Regions from separate parts of the Homo sapiens genome. Here region 2 is linked to region 1. Evidence: chromatin loops called from intact Hi-C (ENCODE). Cell type or tissue: GM12878. All regions are shown on one strand. Each heading gives the region's core, and the rest is flanking DNA. Links, peaks and the distances in the headings are about the cores only. Region 1 has its middle 110 kb from the start of TBL1X. Region 2 overlaps TBL1X (transducin beta like 1 X-linked).

The links. Hi-C counts contacts between places; a loop is a spot of excess contacts. Peaks named below come from ENCODE experiments on the same cell type or tissue, not always from the same donor. Only the 100,000 strongest peaks of a DNase experiment are listed, where the experiment ranks them.
Region 2: a loop joins it to region 1, with 3 times the contacts of the local background. A loop is called at or near these places in 7 of 110 quality-filtered maps.

Annotation. Positions count from the first base shown.
Region 1 is chrX:9,347,635-9,355,969 of GRCh38, forward strand. No RefSeq gene overlaps it. Among named protein-coding and RNA genes, the nearest start is that of TBL1X, 110 kb to the right of the region's middle. RefSeq lists enhancers at 4,800-5,999, 5,078-5,137, 5,158-5,267. In GM12878, for the core only: a CTCF peak has its summit at 4,419 (motif pointing left); DNase peaks (open chromatin) are centred at 4,387, 4,867 and 5,157; H3K4me3 peaks cover 781 bases; H3K27ac peaks cover 2,289 bases.
Region 2 is chrX:9,672,443-9,680,777 of GRCh38, forward strand. The region is part of intron 5 of TBL1X (transducin beta like 1 X-linked); the gene reads left to right. Among named protein-coding and RNA genes, the nearest start is that of GPR143, 89 kb to the right of the region's middle. In GM12878, for the core only: no CTCF peak of the experiment used is centred there; a DNase peak (open chromatin) is centred at 5,059; H3K4me3 peaks cover 316 bases; H3K27ac peaks cover 1,440 bases.

The DNA.
Region 1 (8,335 bases), core at 260-8,259:
GACATCCCATGGGTGGAGGCCAGGAATGCTGGTCAACCCCCTACCGTGCACAGGACGGCCCCACCACAGAGCATGCTCCAGTCCCAAATGTTCACGGTGCTGACATGGAGAAACTGTCGTCTCAACTACAGAAAAGCCTCAGTCTCGGCCTGGTGCAGTGGCTCACCCCTACAATCCCAGCACTATGGGAGGCCAAGGCAGGCAGATTGCTCGAGCTCAAGAGTTCAAGACCAGCCTGGGCAACATAGTGAAACCCCATCTCTACTAAAAATACAAAAATTAGCCAGGCGTCATGGCGGTCCTGACGCCTGTAATCCCAGCTACTCAGGGGGCTGAGGCAGGAGAATCACTTGAACACAGAAGGCGGAGGTTGCCGTGAGCCAAGATGGCGCCACTGCACTCAGCCTGGGCAATAGAGCGAGACTCTGCCTCAAAAAAAAAAAAAAAAAAAAATTAGCCAGGCATGCATGGTATCAGGTGCCTGTAGTCCCAGCTACTCGGGAGGCTGAGGCAGGAGGATCGCTTGAGCCCAGGAGGCAGAGGTTGCAGTGAGCTGAGACCACACCATTGCACTCCAGCCTGGGGGATAGAGTGAGACCCTGTCTCAAAAAATAAACAAAAAAAAAGAAAAGAAAACGCTCCAGTCACTTCATTGACTAAACAGATCTTGTAGTTAACTCTAAAATAAGTTGGAAGGAGAATTCTCAGTAATGAATAAAAGAGAGCTTGTTCCTGCCTCTCCTTCCCCCTTCTCACCAATATCTCCATGCTTGATGTTATTAATCCCATGTGTGCCATGTAGACCCCAGCCAACTTTGGATCCCAGCCACAGTCTCTGACTGTACAGTTATTATTTAAATGAGGGCTGATTTGCAGTGGATTTGCACAGGCGTCAGTTGCCTTAGCTTATGTGGAGCGGTGTTGGTCCTATCCCTTGGTCACTGCCTCCTGCACAGCTAATCCCGCTTACCCCACATCTAAACCATGTGTCCTGTGATGCTCCAGTCTGGCCCCACATTGGGGGCACTCTGGGAGCTTCAAACACTCCCACCACCCAGGTCCCACTGGCAGAGACTGGGGTTTCATTGGTCTGGGGTGTGGCCTGCACATCCAAATTCTTGAAAGCTGCCTGGCAGCTTTCAATTTTTTTGCCTTTTTGTACTGGCAAGGTTGGAGCTTCGTGATACACTCCTTCCAACACTCCCAAGGCAGGGCTGCATGCCTCCACTTTGCTCCCATTGTGAACATTCTCAGACTGCACATTCCTCTGTATTTTATGATAGAGACAAACCCACAATCGCCTTTTGGGAGGCATGCTCCTATAAGTTAATATTCTGAATTCTGGTTCATGGAAGCTTCTCCTGGGGAAGAAATAATGCTAGATTATTGCTGGGGAATGGAACTGAATAACACTTCTAAAAATAGAATCGTTTATGTAAGTCAATCCTGGCACCACTGGCATTTGGGACTGGATAATTCTGTTGTAGGGGGCTGCTCTGTGCACTGTAAGATGTTTGGCAACATCCCTGGTCTCCATCACTGGATGCCAGGCGCGCCCCGCATTGTGACAACCAAAATTGTCTCCAGACATTGCCAAATGTCCCCTGGGATGGGAGGAGCAAAATTGCCCCCAGTTGAGAATCACTGACTTAAGAGTATACAGAAATGTATTTCTGCTTTGCTGATTTTTAACTACATGAAAATACATATATATATTGTCAAAATATTTTCCAACCAATTATGTAATACCAAGTGTGCTGTGTTTTGTTGAGGTGGGAGAAAGAACCATACCTCTTCACTGAGGTTACATGGATAACTGCTTTAGAAGATCCATTGGTACACTGAGTTCTGCAAGGAAATAAAACATTTCTAAATTTAAAAAAAAAGAAGAAGAAGACCCATCGTAAGACTAACTGGAAAAAAGACACGATTCCATTCACAGCAGAGCATGGTAATGAGCTCAATGAAATTAGCAAAGACCAGGGATCTGGCCAGTCCTTGTTCCCGCTGCTGGCTGCCGACCAGTCCCTGGGGCACCTCCTGAGTGCCATTCTGCCTTCTCACTACACGTTCCTGTCTTTGGGGGAATCATGGGATCTCTCCCCTTGCTGAAGTTGTCCCTTCAAACACCTGGAGAGTAGCCTGCCTATGAGGAACAAGACATGGCAGTTTGGGGACAGTGTGTCACTTCTACATTACAGAGAGCTGTTGCGCATGATTCCATCCAACTGCTTGTCACTGCACAGAGCTGCACTGGGGAAACAAATAATGCATAACTATTTTTAAAAAATAAACAGAGCATCCACGGGTTTTTAAAATGTAATCTGCAACATTTATAGAACTATGTTAGGAATTATAAACTATGTTAGGTGAGCAATTGGCCATCTGAATGCTTTCCCTGTGAATTGTTTGTGGGGGAATGAGTCATCCTTTTCCCCTTTCTTGGACCTGCATCCATTATCCTGCAGTGGAGCGATGTGTTCATATATGACTTACACATGGGACCAGCTGCATGATTTGTGGGGCGCAGTGCAAAATGTAAATTTGGGGTCCTTTGTTCAAAAGCAGAAAAGAAAGATTTTTCCTTCCCTCCTCCCCAGTCGTTCTGGACCTGTCATGGTGTTTTTTCACTTATTCTTATTATTGTTAGAGACAGGTTCTTGCTTTGTGGCCCAGGCTAGAATACAATGACACAATCATAGGTCACTGCAGGCTTGACATCCTGGGCTCAAGCAATCCTCCCGCCTCAGCCTCCCAAGTAGCTGGAACTAGAGGCACACACTCCTGCGCCTGGCTTTTGCTTTTTACTCTTAATGCAGCACCTCTTTGGGCATAGGGATACTCGGAGGGCCAATGTGGACTCTCACAGGCTCCCGGGGTCCCACCCACGACTTGGCAGGTGGGGCACATGCCTGCTGACCTGAACCTCTCCGCGCCTGCCAGAAGGCAGAGAGTAGCCACATCATTGGATGGGGGCAGGGAAGTGGAGCACAGAGAGTCCATCCTGGGAGGCAGGGAGGTGGCACCTCCAAGCCCTGGGCTCATGCTCCACTGTCCTGTCAGACCGTCGCTTTCAAAATACAAACTCAAAGACAACATGATGAGGCATTGCAATATGGAGGTTGCAGAACATTAAACCAGTCCATGTGGGACTGAACTGTCACAAGGCAGCAAAGCTGGCCCTGCTTACACATAAAATACTAGCTAATCTCTATATAATCAGGGAAAGGTTACATTAGAATGTTTTCCAAATCACAAGGATGATACTATAACCAGCTACCCAAAACATTCATACTTTTAGGTTAAAATTTACATTTTAGTCTCCTTGACGTCTGGGTATTTGGAAAAAAAGAAAAAAAATTAACGTTTTAGGCACTTCCATTTTTCTCGAGAGCCAAAATTTTCCTTTTGTTTTCATTATTAATGTCTATACAACGAAAACATGCATCGTACATTTTTAAAATCGACTTTCCTTTTGCTGTTTTTGCCATACATTTCCTGACTGGTTTGTAAAACAGCCAAAAAGAACTGAGGAGTGGTAGCTTATGCTATGACCAAAAAATATACATTTCACAAAATTAAGTTGTCCCACGCTTGAAAATAAAATAAAATCACTTGCCAGTGACTTTGAATGTGGCTAAGCAGTGTGGCTTGCCAATTATGAGGTGTGAAGATAAAGGACTGTCACGCTAAACTTGTCTTCTTTCATTTGATGTCAGTTTCTCAGAGTAGGGACCTTGAACCACCTGTACTGAACTTGGAACCACCTCAACCTGCCCAGCTCCATGGATCCCAGCTCCAGGGTGAGATCTTAGGTGACTGCCTTTGTAACACGCATCACAGGTGGCTGAAACACACCCACAGTTTGAGACCCACTGTCTGGTCTAACATCACTCTGTCCTCGGAGTTTTTTTTTTTTTTTTTTTTTTTGAGACAGAGTTTCGCTCTTGTTGCCCAGGCTAGAGTGCAGTGGCGCGATCTCGGCTCACCGTGACCTCCACCTCCCACGTTCAAGCGATTCTCCTGCCTCAGCCTCCCGAGGAGCTGGGATTACAAGCATGCGCCACCACGCCTGGCTAATTTTGTATTTTTAGTAGAGATGGGGTTTCTCCATGTTGGTCAGGCTGGTCTCGAACCCCTGACTTCAGGTGATCCGCCCGCCTCGGCCTCCCAAAGTGTTGGGATTACAGGCGTGAGCCACTGCACCCAGCCTTGTACCCGGAAATTGAGAACAACACAAGCCCCTCCCAGAAACACTACACATCCTCTCTTGTTGTGGCTGCTGAACTTACTCTGACACATTCCTTGGCTGAAATACCAGCAAGCCACAGACACACCTTGCCTAAAGGCGTCCACAACACCACTGATGCAAGCAGTCGCACAGCAAAATTTTGCGGCCACAGGGATCCACCTGCTGGCCCACAACTCACATCTCTGGCCGCATTGGGTTCCAAGTGCGCTCAGGAGTTAATCACACACCCTTTCTTCTTGGCTTCTCTCCTCTCCTGAGGCAGGTATTACAAATACAAACACCCATTTCCTTCTCTGTGTTTATGCTTTCTTGGCACAATTCCTACTTGAAAGGTAGGAACAAAAATTCAAAATGCAAATACCCTCAGCTCAGGAATCACATTCTTATCTTTTCTTAGGAGATGACTTGTTTTTAACTTTAAAAAATCCTCAACATAAAAAAATGGTTTTTGTTACATTCTTGAGACAGAAATCTGCTAACTTGGCAAATTTTTTTTAAACTTATTCCTTTCGTTATGGTCACACACACCTTTCTTTTCTAGGGGCAGCAGTAATTTGCATTAGACACGACGCACACTTGCTTTCATTTCTCAGTGTCTAAAATACCATCTTCTTGTCACTTCTCTTTATCAAGCCATGCACCTAACAATGACTTGTTCGCTTCAGGAGACTCAGGAAAAGGAGCTGCTGGTCCTTGTTTTATCTGCACATTTCTTGAAGGATCCCATCCAGCAAAACCTGGCCTGCCTTCCCTGGAATTTTAATTTTGCCCCAGATTGTGTGTTGGTTTTATTATTTAAACAAATTTTAAATTACAGGAGTACAAGGAGCCCTAGAAGCAAAAGAAACTATTCAGATGACTGCTTAGAAGCTTTCGTAAATTCTGCAAGGTGGTGATAACTGTCGATGACTCGGCAGGTTTTTCGGAGAAATGTACAGGAAGCGAAACCCACTGCGTGTCTAACGGGTCCAGTATGTCATTGTGCAACGTCCCACAGGCCTTCAATGTCCTCAGAGCTATTTTGTGACCTACACACTGCATGGAGATGCCCCACCGGCTTTGATTGCACCCTCTAGCAAAAGAGATTTCCCTGCAGCTTGAATGGGGCAAAGCAAGTTCTTTGAAACAACAACCAAAAAGATGCGGGTTGGGGAGAAAAGCTTGGCTCTTTCCCCAGACTCTCTGGATAGCGCAGCTTTCCTTTTTTCTATCCTCCTGGCTTTTTGTTCTCCATCATTACTCTGAGTCAGCAAGGAAGAAATGGCAAGGGACTCCGGAAAAACATGTGTGATAGGGTGCCTGAGCAAAAGGCAACATTTCATCAGTTCTTTTTATGAATCAGTCTTTGATTTGGGGATGTACTGTCCAAAGTGAAAGACTCCTTGGAGATTTGCCTGGTAAGAGAGAGACATGTGGTAAACCAATTCAAGGTCAGGCAGATCGGGCTTGGGTTGCATAGGTTTTTGTAGCCCAGCCCCCCAGGCTCTCCACTCACCCTACAGCACGCATTAGCTGCGTGTCTCTTTGCATAGAGTCGCTTTTCATAAGGATCCTAAGGTGCAGGGGAGCAGCAGCCAAGGACAGCTGCCCAAAGTAGCCTGCTTCCAGGACTGCAAAGAAATGGAAAGAGCAGCATGAAAGGACCCAGTCATGGCCTGGCACAGTGGCTCACACCTGTAATCCCAGCACTTTGAGAGGCCAAGGCGGCCGGATCACTTGAGGTCAGGAGTTTGAGACCAGCCTGGCCAACATGGTGAAACCCTGTCTCTACTAAAAAATACAAAAATTAGCCGGGCATGGTGGCACGCACCTGTAATCCCAGCTACTTGGGAGGTTGAGGCAGGAGAATCACTTGACCCCAGGAGACAGAGGTTGCAGTGAGCCAAGATGGCGCCACTGCACTCCAGCCTGGGTGACAGAGTGAGACTCTATCTCAAAAAAAAGAAAAAGAAAGAAAGAAAGAAAAGAAAAGAAAAAAGAAAGGACCCAGTCACACCAACTAACCCATCGATGTCCAACAGGGGGCTACGCTTGGTTACAAAACACATACCTGCATGTTGAGAACCATACAAATAGAAGTGTGTGGGCCAGGCACAATGGCTCACGCCTATAATCCCAGCACTTTGGGGGGCCTAGGCGGGCAGATCACCTGAGGTCAGGAGTTCGAGACCAGCCTGGCCAACATGGCAAAATCCCGTCTCTACTAAAAATACAAAAATTAGCCAGGCATGGTGGCAGGTGCCTGTAATCCCAGCTCCTCCGGAGGCTAAGGCAGGAGAATAGCTTCAACCCGGGAGGCAGAGGTTGCAGTGAGCCAAGTTCGCACCACTACACTCCAGCCTGGGCGACAGAGCGAGTCTCGTTCTCCAAACAAACAAACAAAAAACAATTAGAAGTGTCTGTGCAATACTAGCTAATATTCTGCCTGCATTTCCAGCCCTGCTGACTCTTGTACAGGACCTAAGGTCAACAGTTCTTGGGCTCTGAGGAACTTTGCTTCTCTTTCTGGCCTCAGCTCCACAGGCTCCATGAACCCAGGTCTAGGGATCTAGTTCACTCAAAGGGACTACGAAATCAAGCTAAGCCACTCAGTATTCTTATCGTATCCTCCTCCAAAAGCAACAAGATGTATGCTCAAGAAATAAGAAGACTCTAGCAAGCAGACCAGAGTGTGTCTGGCATAACTCTTTTTGGAATAAAGTAAGCGCCTTCTAATTAATGGTATTGCTCCTGTAGGTTTTCAAGTTTTATTTAATTGAATAACCACTTATGTGGCGAAGCTCTATGCTAGCATTGAGAGAAGAGAGACAGGGATCCTACCATTGAGTGGGTGGCTTTGTAAAAGGATCTGCAGTCAGTGAGAGGAATTTACAAACAGCCAGAGCATTCACAAAGCAAAGGAAGAAGTTTACAAATATCGGTATCTACGTAGGTGAGACCACAGCGGCTCAAGATCCCTTTGCATCGGGGGTTGGTCAGAGCTTCAGGGGAATCCTTTGGAATCTCATCTCATTAAGGGGTGCTCAGAGCTCTGCCCCAGACATCCTGAGACCCAGTTCTTGAGGAAGTCGTCCATCGGTGCCCAGGCAAGACAGGTAAGGATGGGAGGTCATGCGTGTGGAGTGCCATGACCGGGCCACGAAGTGCAGCAGCTGTGTAAGGGGGTGATCCACAGCTAGGCGAGCTTCACAGTCATCCTCGGATATGCACAGAGTGGTCAAAGTCTTTGAAGTTGCTCAACATGCATGTTCCCAGCTGAGGTCAAACGAGGAGACCCTCTGCCTTCCTGTTTCAGCTCTCATTGCTGTAAACCAGTGTCTTTTTCACAGCCTACCTCGTGCCATGTTTTTTGCATGTTTGTACTTCTAACTAATTATTTCACTTATTAAAATGGTTCCCAAGTGTAGAGCTGAAGTCCTGTCTTCTGTTCCTAAAACAAGTAGGCTGTGATGTGCCTCACAGAGAAAATACACATTTGACAGCTATTATTCACGTATGAGTTACAGTGCCGTTGGCCGTGAGTTCAACCTTAATGGATCAATAACATATATTAAATGAGGTGTCTTCAGCAGAAGACACACAAAACAAGATTGTGTATTGATCCGTTGACAAAAATGTTTGACAAGAGGCTCCAAGACCCCGACCTGTGTGTTTCTCCTAGGAGCAGAAGTTTAGTATTTGCTAATTTGGTGCGCATGGAGGCTGTAGAGAACACCGCTACTTTGAATAATGAGAATTGACGGTATTTGTTAAACGAATTAAAGGAAGTGTGTCAGAAGAGGGATGAGGAAAATGTTCTGGGTGTTCAGAGACCACTTCCAATGGGGGGAACCAGGGAGAGCCCACTGGAGGGGACACGTGTGAGCTGCGTCTTGCAGAGTGGGTCAGACATGGATAAATATTGGTCATGTACGCCCTGAACGGTGGAATGGCATGAGCACAATCCCGATGTGGGAAACCTTGACACTTGTACATAGAGCTTGCCCCAAGCTCAGACCCTTTGAGTCTCGATGGCAGTTCTATGACTCACAGGATGTGTGACCTTGAGGAAGTCACTCAGCTTCCGGTGAGGTGGGGTTAACA
Region 2 (8,335 bases), core at 228-8,227, 320 kb after region 1:
ACACTGTCCCTCTTCCCCGAAGTCTCTGTACATCCCTTTGCTGGTGCCTCCTTCTCCGTTCACTTCTCAACTACTACTGTCCTCAAGATGATGTTCTTTTTACCCTCCCACATCTGTGCCTGTAGTAATATGTCACTCTCTTCCTCCTGAAGTCTGAGTCCCATCCCCAGTCTCTCTGCTGATCCCCCAAGTCTGAGTGTCCACTCCCAATCTCTCCAGTGACTCCTCCCCTCCAAGTCACGGTGTGTATCCCCAACTTCTCCATTGCCATCCATACTGATATTTTGAATGACACTTCACGAGCACTCTTTAATGTAAACCCACACTTGGTACCATCACCATTTCCCTACCACAGTCTGTCCACTTCAAAGACAAGCTTCCTCTATCCTGTGATTATGTCACTCTTTGCCTTAGTCCATTCGAGCTGCTATGACAAAATACCATAAACAACAGAGATTTTTTTCTCACATTTCTGCAGGCTGGGAGTCCAACATCAAGGTGTGGGAGATTCAGTGTCTGGTGGGGACCCGCTTCCTGGTTCATAGATGGCGCCTTCTCCCTGTGTCCTCACGTGGTGGAAGAGGCAAGGGAGCTCTCTGGGGTCTCTTGTATAAGGACACTCATCCCATTCATGAGGGCTCCACCCTCATCACCTCCCAAAGGCCCCACCTCCTAATGCCATCCCCTTGGGGGTTAGATTTCAATATATGAATTTAGAAGGGCGGAGAGAAGCATTCAGAATTAGCACTGTTTAGTAGAAAAACATCAGGATTGTGTTCAAACATTTTTTTCCATGTTATCTTTCCTACTGCCTCCTTGTCTTCAGTTCCCTCCCCACCACCTGGCACCCAGATATCCTACCCTTGTCAGTGTTACCTCTATCCCCCCATCACTGTTTTGTTGTAGTAACAATATCTCACATTTGTCAAGCACTTGCTGTGTGCCAGGCATGATTCTAAATATTGACAGATGAAACTGTTTATTCCTACCAATCCCTAGGAAGTAGAAACAGCTCCATCCTCATTTACAGATGAGAAACCCAAGGTACTGAGAAGGTCCTGGCCTACCCAAGTCACTTCAAGGAGGTCATACAGCTGGGATTCAGAACACCATCCATCTGGCTTTGGAATCTTTCTCATTTTTTCATTTATTCAACATTCATTGAAAATAATGTAATAAAAATTATATATGTGTATCTATATCTACCTATAGATGCATATGTATATATGTATATATAGCTATCATGTGCTACGTGATGCTTTCAAATACAGTTGGCCCTCCATATCCTCAGGTTCCCCATCCACAAATTCAACCAACTGTGACTCAAAAATAAATTGGGGGCTAGGTGCGGTGGCTCACGCCTGTAGTAATCCCAGCACTTTGGGAGGCCGAGGTGGGTGGATCACCTGAGGTCAGGAGTTTGAGACCAGCCTGTCCAACATAGTGAAACCCCATCTCTACTAAAACTACAAAATTAGCTGGGCATAGTGGTGCATGCCTGTAATCCCAGTTACTTGGGAGGCTGAGGCAGGAGAATCACTTGAACCCGGGAGGCAGAGGTTGCAGTGAGCTGAGATCGTGCACTTGCACTCCAGCCTGGGCAATGAGCGAAATTCTTTCTCAGAAATAATAATAATAATAAATTGGAAAAATAATACATTGGAAAAAACAAAAATAACAATACAACAATTAAGATAATACATATATTTTTAATTTTTAAAAGTGGCAGTTTTATTAGAGCAAGTATGAAAATATGAATTAAGGTTGCAATGAGCAGCGCAGCAGAGAAGGGGCTGCCTGCCCTCCTCCCCCCGCCCGATATATATTTCATGTGTGGGACAGGGTCTCACTGCATTGCCCAGGCTGGAATGCAGTGGCATGATCTTGCCTCACTGCAGCCTCAGCCTCCTGGGCTCAAGCAGTCCTCCCACCTCAGTCTCCCCAAGTAGCTGGGACCACAGGAATGTGCTACCACACCCAGCTAATTTTTCGTAGTTTTTATAGTGGCAGTGTTTCACCATGTTGCCCAGACTAGTCTCGAACTCCTGGGCTCAAGCGATTCACCCACCTTCGCCTCCAAAAAAGTGCTGGGATTACAAGTGTGAGTCACTGCGCCTGACCTATTTATTGTTTTTTAAAGACAGAGTCTCTCTCTGTTGGCCAGGCTGGAGTGCAGTGGCACAATCATGGCTCACCGTAGCCTCAGCCTCCTGGGCACAAATGATCCTCCCGCCTCAGCCCCCCCCCCCCCCCCCCCCCCCCAGTAGCTGTGAGTGCAGGCACGGGCCACCACACTCAACTAATTATTTTTATTTTTTGTAAAGATGGGGTCTCATTTTGTTGCCCAGTCTGGTGTTGAACCCCTGGCTTCAAATGATCCTTCCACCTCGACCTTGCAAAGTGCTGGGATTACAGGCATAAGCCACCACACCCAGTGCCAATCTTAGTTCTTTGCTCGTTATCTGAATTTTCACCATATTTGCATACACCTGGAGTATTTTCTTAAATTGAAACAGTTGCTTTTTATTAGATATACCAATACCTGTTAGTTTACGAGTTTCATTTAGTTCTATTGTTCGCATAACATACATTTAAATAGCTATTAAATTTCAAACATTTGCCCTCACGCTACTTAAAATTATTTTGAGTACCGTCAGAAATGTGGAGGCCACAAGAGAGTACTTGAATGCAGCAGTTGTCACCTTTTCTCCAGCAGCTTGAGAAAGGGCATAGAGTGCTATCTGAGCTGGATTTGAACCAGAAGTTTTTAGGCAAAGTAAGAAGAGCACTTCAAGAAAAATAAAGAGCAAACCCCAGCATTTTTGAGGAGAATGCGCCATCTTGGTGATGCGGACCTAGGACACATGATGGCAGGAAGGAGGAAAAGATGCTGGCAAGTAGGGTTAGTGGCACATTAACACCAGCTGAGACACGGGAACCTGTCCAGTTAGAAGCCGTTGATTCATTGTTGAAAGATAAAACTGGATGTAGTGTGAGTAAAGGATGACCTGCCTGCTTGGTGAAAAATTAGTAACCACAGAGGTGGCTGTCAAAACCAACCAGCAACCAGGGAAAATGCTTATAGTGTGCTAGGTAAAAGAGAACAGGGATACAATATTCTGTGACCATGATGATTATACATAGAAATTAAGACGCACAGGCCAGGCGCGGTAGCTCACGCCCAGCAAGTAATCCCAGCACTTTGGGAGGCCGAGGCAGGTGGATCACCTGAGGTCAGGAGTTCGAGACCAGCCTGGCTAACATGAAATGAAACCCCATTTCTACTAAAAATACAAAAATTACCTGGGCGTGGTGGCATGCGCCTGTAATCCCAGCTATTCGAGAGGCTGAGGCAGGAGAATCGCTTGAACCTGCGAGGCGGAGGTTGCAGTGAGCCGAGATCATGCCATTGCACTCCAGCCTGGGTGACAAGAATGCAACTCTGTCTCAAAAAAAAAAAAAAAAAGAAGAAAGTAATTAAGATACATAGAGAAAAGGGACTGGAAGAAATCCCCCAATGTGAGAACAGGAGTTGTGTTGATTGTTTAACAATGTGAGTTAATTTCTCCATCTTCCAAATTGCTTTCTCTTATATTCCCAAAGTCATATCTTGACTTTTGTTTGAGTGTGATTTGCAATGGTGCTATCCGTCGTAAATCTCTGGTTTAGCATTCATGCTGTCTTCCAATTTCCAAATATTGAATCCAGAATTCATGAGTGTTCCAAGGTGCTGGAGACCACACTGTAGGGCTGGAGGACATGAGCGTCTCTGCACCTAGCTCTTCCTAGTAGCTGACTTGCAGCAGGAGCTGAGGCTTCTCCTGGCATCACCTCCACTACAATTCTCTGTGAGCATTTCCAGGAAGCAGCACCCCCTACCCTAGCCGAGGCCCGTCCAAGGTTGTCTCGTTGTCCTAGCCCGCCATTGCCCTGGGAGGAAGTAGCCACATGAGTTTATGGCCTGAGTAATGCTTTTCCCTCCTGGATGCTCCCCACATCTAGAGGATATGAAAATAGTCTTGGCAAGGGTGCCTGGTCTGCGCTTGTCAGCGGCCTGAGCTGTATTCAGCCACCACCCTTGGGGTCCAGGCCAGATGTTATGGCAAAACCGTATTTTAACGAGATCCTTCTGGTATTTCTTTTGGACGCCGTCCGAGGCAGCTTCATTTTACGCTAAATTCCATGTTATGGTGGGTCATCTCAAACAGGTCTGCAGCGCATAAAAATGTTCTCACTGCACTCTGTTTTCTGTAGCAAAATGTTGTTGGAGGTTAGGATGGGAGTTGAGGACTGGGCCTTGAGGGTTTTTTTCATATAAACACATTAAAATGGAAAGCTGATATGAACACGTTCAGTGATATAGACTGCAAAGGCAAAAAGAATTCTCCCCAGCATATTTTTTTTTCTTTTTACCATGGATGTAATTGGAGTTTACATATGATAAGAACTGCTTCTTGGGCAGAAAATGTAATCCTCTGGTGAGACTAATCCATCATTGTTGAAGTGAAGGGAACTGGTAGTGAATTCGCCCCACAGATGAAGATAGGATTTCTAATTCCCTCGCCTTTTCTGTTTACTGTTCCTAACTCCGTGAGAGTGTGCGTGTGTGTCTGTGTTTTCTTCACCATTTGATTTTTCATCCCGGCTCCCACTTCCTCATCCTTGGCCTCTCTCGCATCTTTATTTTTATCACACCCTCCCCACCTCCACCACCTTGTCCCAGCACTGAGAGGAAAGTGGGCAGCTTTCCAGGCAGCTGCAGTCCTGCTGGAGAAACCTTTATGATCCAGGAAATATTGACTGAGGAGAAGCTGTGCTGACTCCGCTATGAATAAGGAGGTTGGAAAACTGTCAGCATTTGCAGAAACAAAAGGAAGTGCTACATATACGTTTTGGTTTCATAATGACTGTATTGTAAAACCCCTTCTCTTTAGCCTACTAGATTGGACAAGTGTGTTAACCAGTGGCTGTTTGGTATCCATTGATCATAGAGCTAGACCAACAACCAAAGTTGTTTACCTCTCATAAGGTGGCTTTTGCAGGCGTGCCAAAATCATATTATGAAACTCCCAGCCACAAATTCTGACATGTATTTTCACTTCCTATCCAATAAGGGATATCCCCACCCCTTTACTCCCCGACTACTGTAGTCATAAAGGTACACTCCTAGTTCCTCCCTCTCTCTTTCTCAGCTTCTCGGTCCCTGTGTGTGATAAGGTTTCTTGTTGCCCTGTGTGGCATGGTGTGGCACGCCCCAGCATACTCCCTTCCTTGGGAACTGAGTAATAAATTCTTTCAATGGCATTAGCCTCTTTGTGTTGTCACTCAGTCACCTCCATAAATTAAAACCCTTCAGGTTTTGTTGGCACTGTAAGGTAATTTATTTTCTCTACATAGGATTTTAGAATTGAAAGGGACCTTGTAGATCATTGAATTCCACCTGTCCATGGGTCAGAAAAGGGAGCTGGGGAAACTGTTAGGGGGCAGATCCAGGCCTTGGAGCACCTGGTTAAATGTGTTCTCCCCATAAGCCTAAGAAATGGTACCAAATTCTTATGTCATTGCATCCAATATGGTCCTTCCTTCTTTCTTCTCTTCTGTTTCTTTCCTTTGCTCTCAAGACTGGTGTATCACTTTGTCTCCCAGGCTGAAGTAAAGTGTGTTTGTTATATTGCAGTGGTTTTTTATTCGTATTATTATCATCATATTGTTTTTTGTTGTTTTTTTCTGGATATTTTTGATCTGTGGTTGGTTGATTTGGTGGACGCAGAACTATCGGATATGGAGAGTCAACTGTATATAAAATCAGGTCAGCACACTTTTCCTGTAGAGGAGCAGATAGTAAATATCCTCAGCTTTATGAGCCATGTGGTCTCTGTTGCACCTACTCAACTCTCCCATTGTAGTGTGAAAATAGCCATAGACAACACATCAACTCATGGGTGTGGTTGTATCTCAATAAAACTTTATTTACACACACTGGCAGTGAGCCAGACTTGGTCTGTGGGCCTCAGTTTGCAAGCCCATGATCTAGGCAATGCACAGATAGCAGATGGTGTCCCTCAGCTTTGGATAGCTGTAAGTATTACAAGTATGTGAGTCTGTTAAATACTTAATAAAAATTCCAGTTTTAATGTTACAAATTGATACCCTTGGTATTTGTTTTAGCTGAAGATGCAAAACCAACTCCACAGCTGCCTGAGTATTAAATTCTACTTTTCTCTGCCAAATAAGCAGTATTTCTAAAGGCCAGTGATTGATAACTTAGCAGATTTTGCTGATGAATCAGGCCAACATTAGCTGAGCATAGTAGTACACTGTATAACTCAAATGGTTTGTGAAGTCATTTGTGAGGGGTGTGGTTTAGCAGTGTCATAATTGCAAGAAACGCAATACATGTACTTGGTTTGTTTTAAATGTTTATGTTGCCTAGTTAGATGAGACAAATTCTTATACAGACTGTTTCCTCTCTTGTGAGACTATTACACGTTTTATTCCAAATGGACAGGACTTTACATGGAAGATCCTACCATCCTTTATAAAATGTCATCCTTTGTGTAAGCCTTTCAGTTTATCATGATTATACTCTTTTTTTTCTCCCTGGGAATAATTTTACCTCATCTGGTTATGCTCTGTTACTGTGTGTTATGTTATCTAAGGTCTATGACCAATTGCATGCAGAGGGTGGCTTGCTTTTCAATAGCAACAACCAAGAACCAAGCAGAAATGTAAGGAGAGTAGAGCTGGGGGTAGTGGCCTTTCAGGGTGTCAATTCCCCAACCATGGTGGGGTTGATGGGACAATATTGGAAACATTTTTGGTTGTTACAATGGGAGTGTGCTACTGGCATCTAGTGGGTAGAGGCCGGGGGTGCTGCTCAACATCGTACAATGCATGGGACTGTGTCCCCCACAGCAAGGAATGAGCCAGCCTAAAAGTCAGCCATGCTGTGCTTGAGAAGCCCTGCTGTCAAGAGATTCATCAGGAATACGCCTCCTAAGTAGGTGGCAAGCCTAGCGTCTTCAGGAATGTCTCTAGGCTAGCCTACTGGTGACACCAAGGACACTAACCCATCACCCTCACACGATCTTTCATCGAGGTACCACCAAGCTCTTTGTTCTCCTGCCCTTTAACTACTTCTGCACCTGCCGCAGGGGCAGTCCTTGGTGCTTCGTTTATCATTGACATTCTGGTCTTTGTTCCTACGGATGTCTTGTTGGGCAGAAGAGATGTGTTCAGAGATGCGGGAAAGCTGAGGAGGCACAAGGCACCGAAGTCTCACCACTCTGGCAGACTGCATATGAATGTGCCCATTAGCCCTGGAGTCCAAGTGGGAGGGGTGAGATGCTGGCAGGTGTGGAGGCAGGCATTACCTTCCGCAGCACCCTGGCACCTGGTTCTGGCAACTGTGGCCTAAGAGGAAGTGGTCAAGCAGCCTCTAGTACATAGTCCTTGGGCATTGTCTTAGTTAGTATGGGCTATAACCAACACCTTAGACTGGGTAATTTATATACAACCAAAGTGTATTGCTCACAGTCCTGGAGGCTGGGAAGTCCAAGATCAAGACGCCAGCAGATTTGGTGTCTGGTGAGGTCCTGTTTCACATGGATGGCTCCTTCTGTGTCTTCACATGGTGGAAGGTGCAGGGGAGCTTGCTTGAGCCTCTTTTATAGGGACACTGATCCCATTCACGAGAGTGGATCCCTCATGATTTAATTGCTTCCTGAAGGCCCCACCCCTTAATACCGTCACTTTGGGGATTTGTCTCCCACATACAAATCTGGGGGGGACACAAACATTCAGAACGTAGCAGGCATCTTCCTGTCCCAGAATGAATATCAGAACTAGCAAATATCCTAGCAGCCATTTCATCTGACATCCTTATTGTTCCAACAAGGAAAGCTGGGACAGCAACCTTTCCACTCACTGTGGTCTCCTCTCCATCAAATGTGTTGGGGGTCTGGCTGCTGTCCCATCTATGTGTCTCATCAGCACCTCAAGGTACTTTTTATCCCTATATCACAGAGGAGGAAATGCAGGCCCAGCCAAATGAAGCGACATGGGCCAGGCACCAGTGGCAGAACGAGGACAGAACCCAGCCATCCTGCCTGCTGCTGACATTTTCTCCATCCAGCCCTCCTGCTTGCCTTCATGAGACCACATGGCCAGAAATCAGTAAGAAAATCTTGCAAGCAAATGGACTGAAAAACCATTGCTCTAGAGGCCATGTAGAGATCCATTCAGAGAAATGCAGCTAGTGAAAATTTCAGCAAATAGGAGGACTTCTGTTAACCATGGCATGGAATGCACATCTCCCAGGTCTTTATGAAGGTGC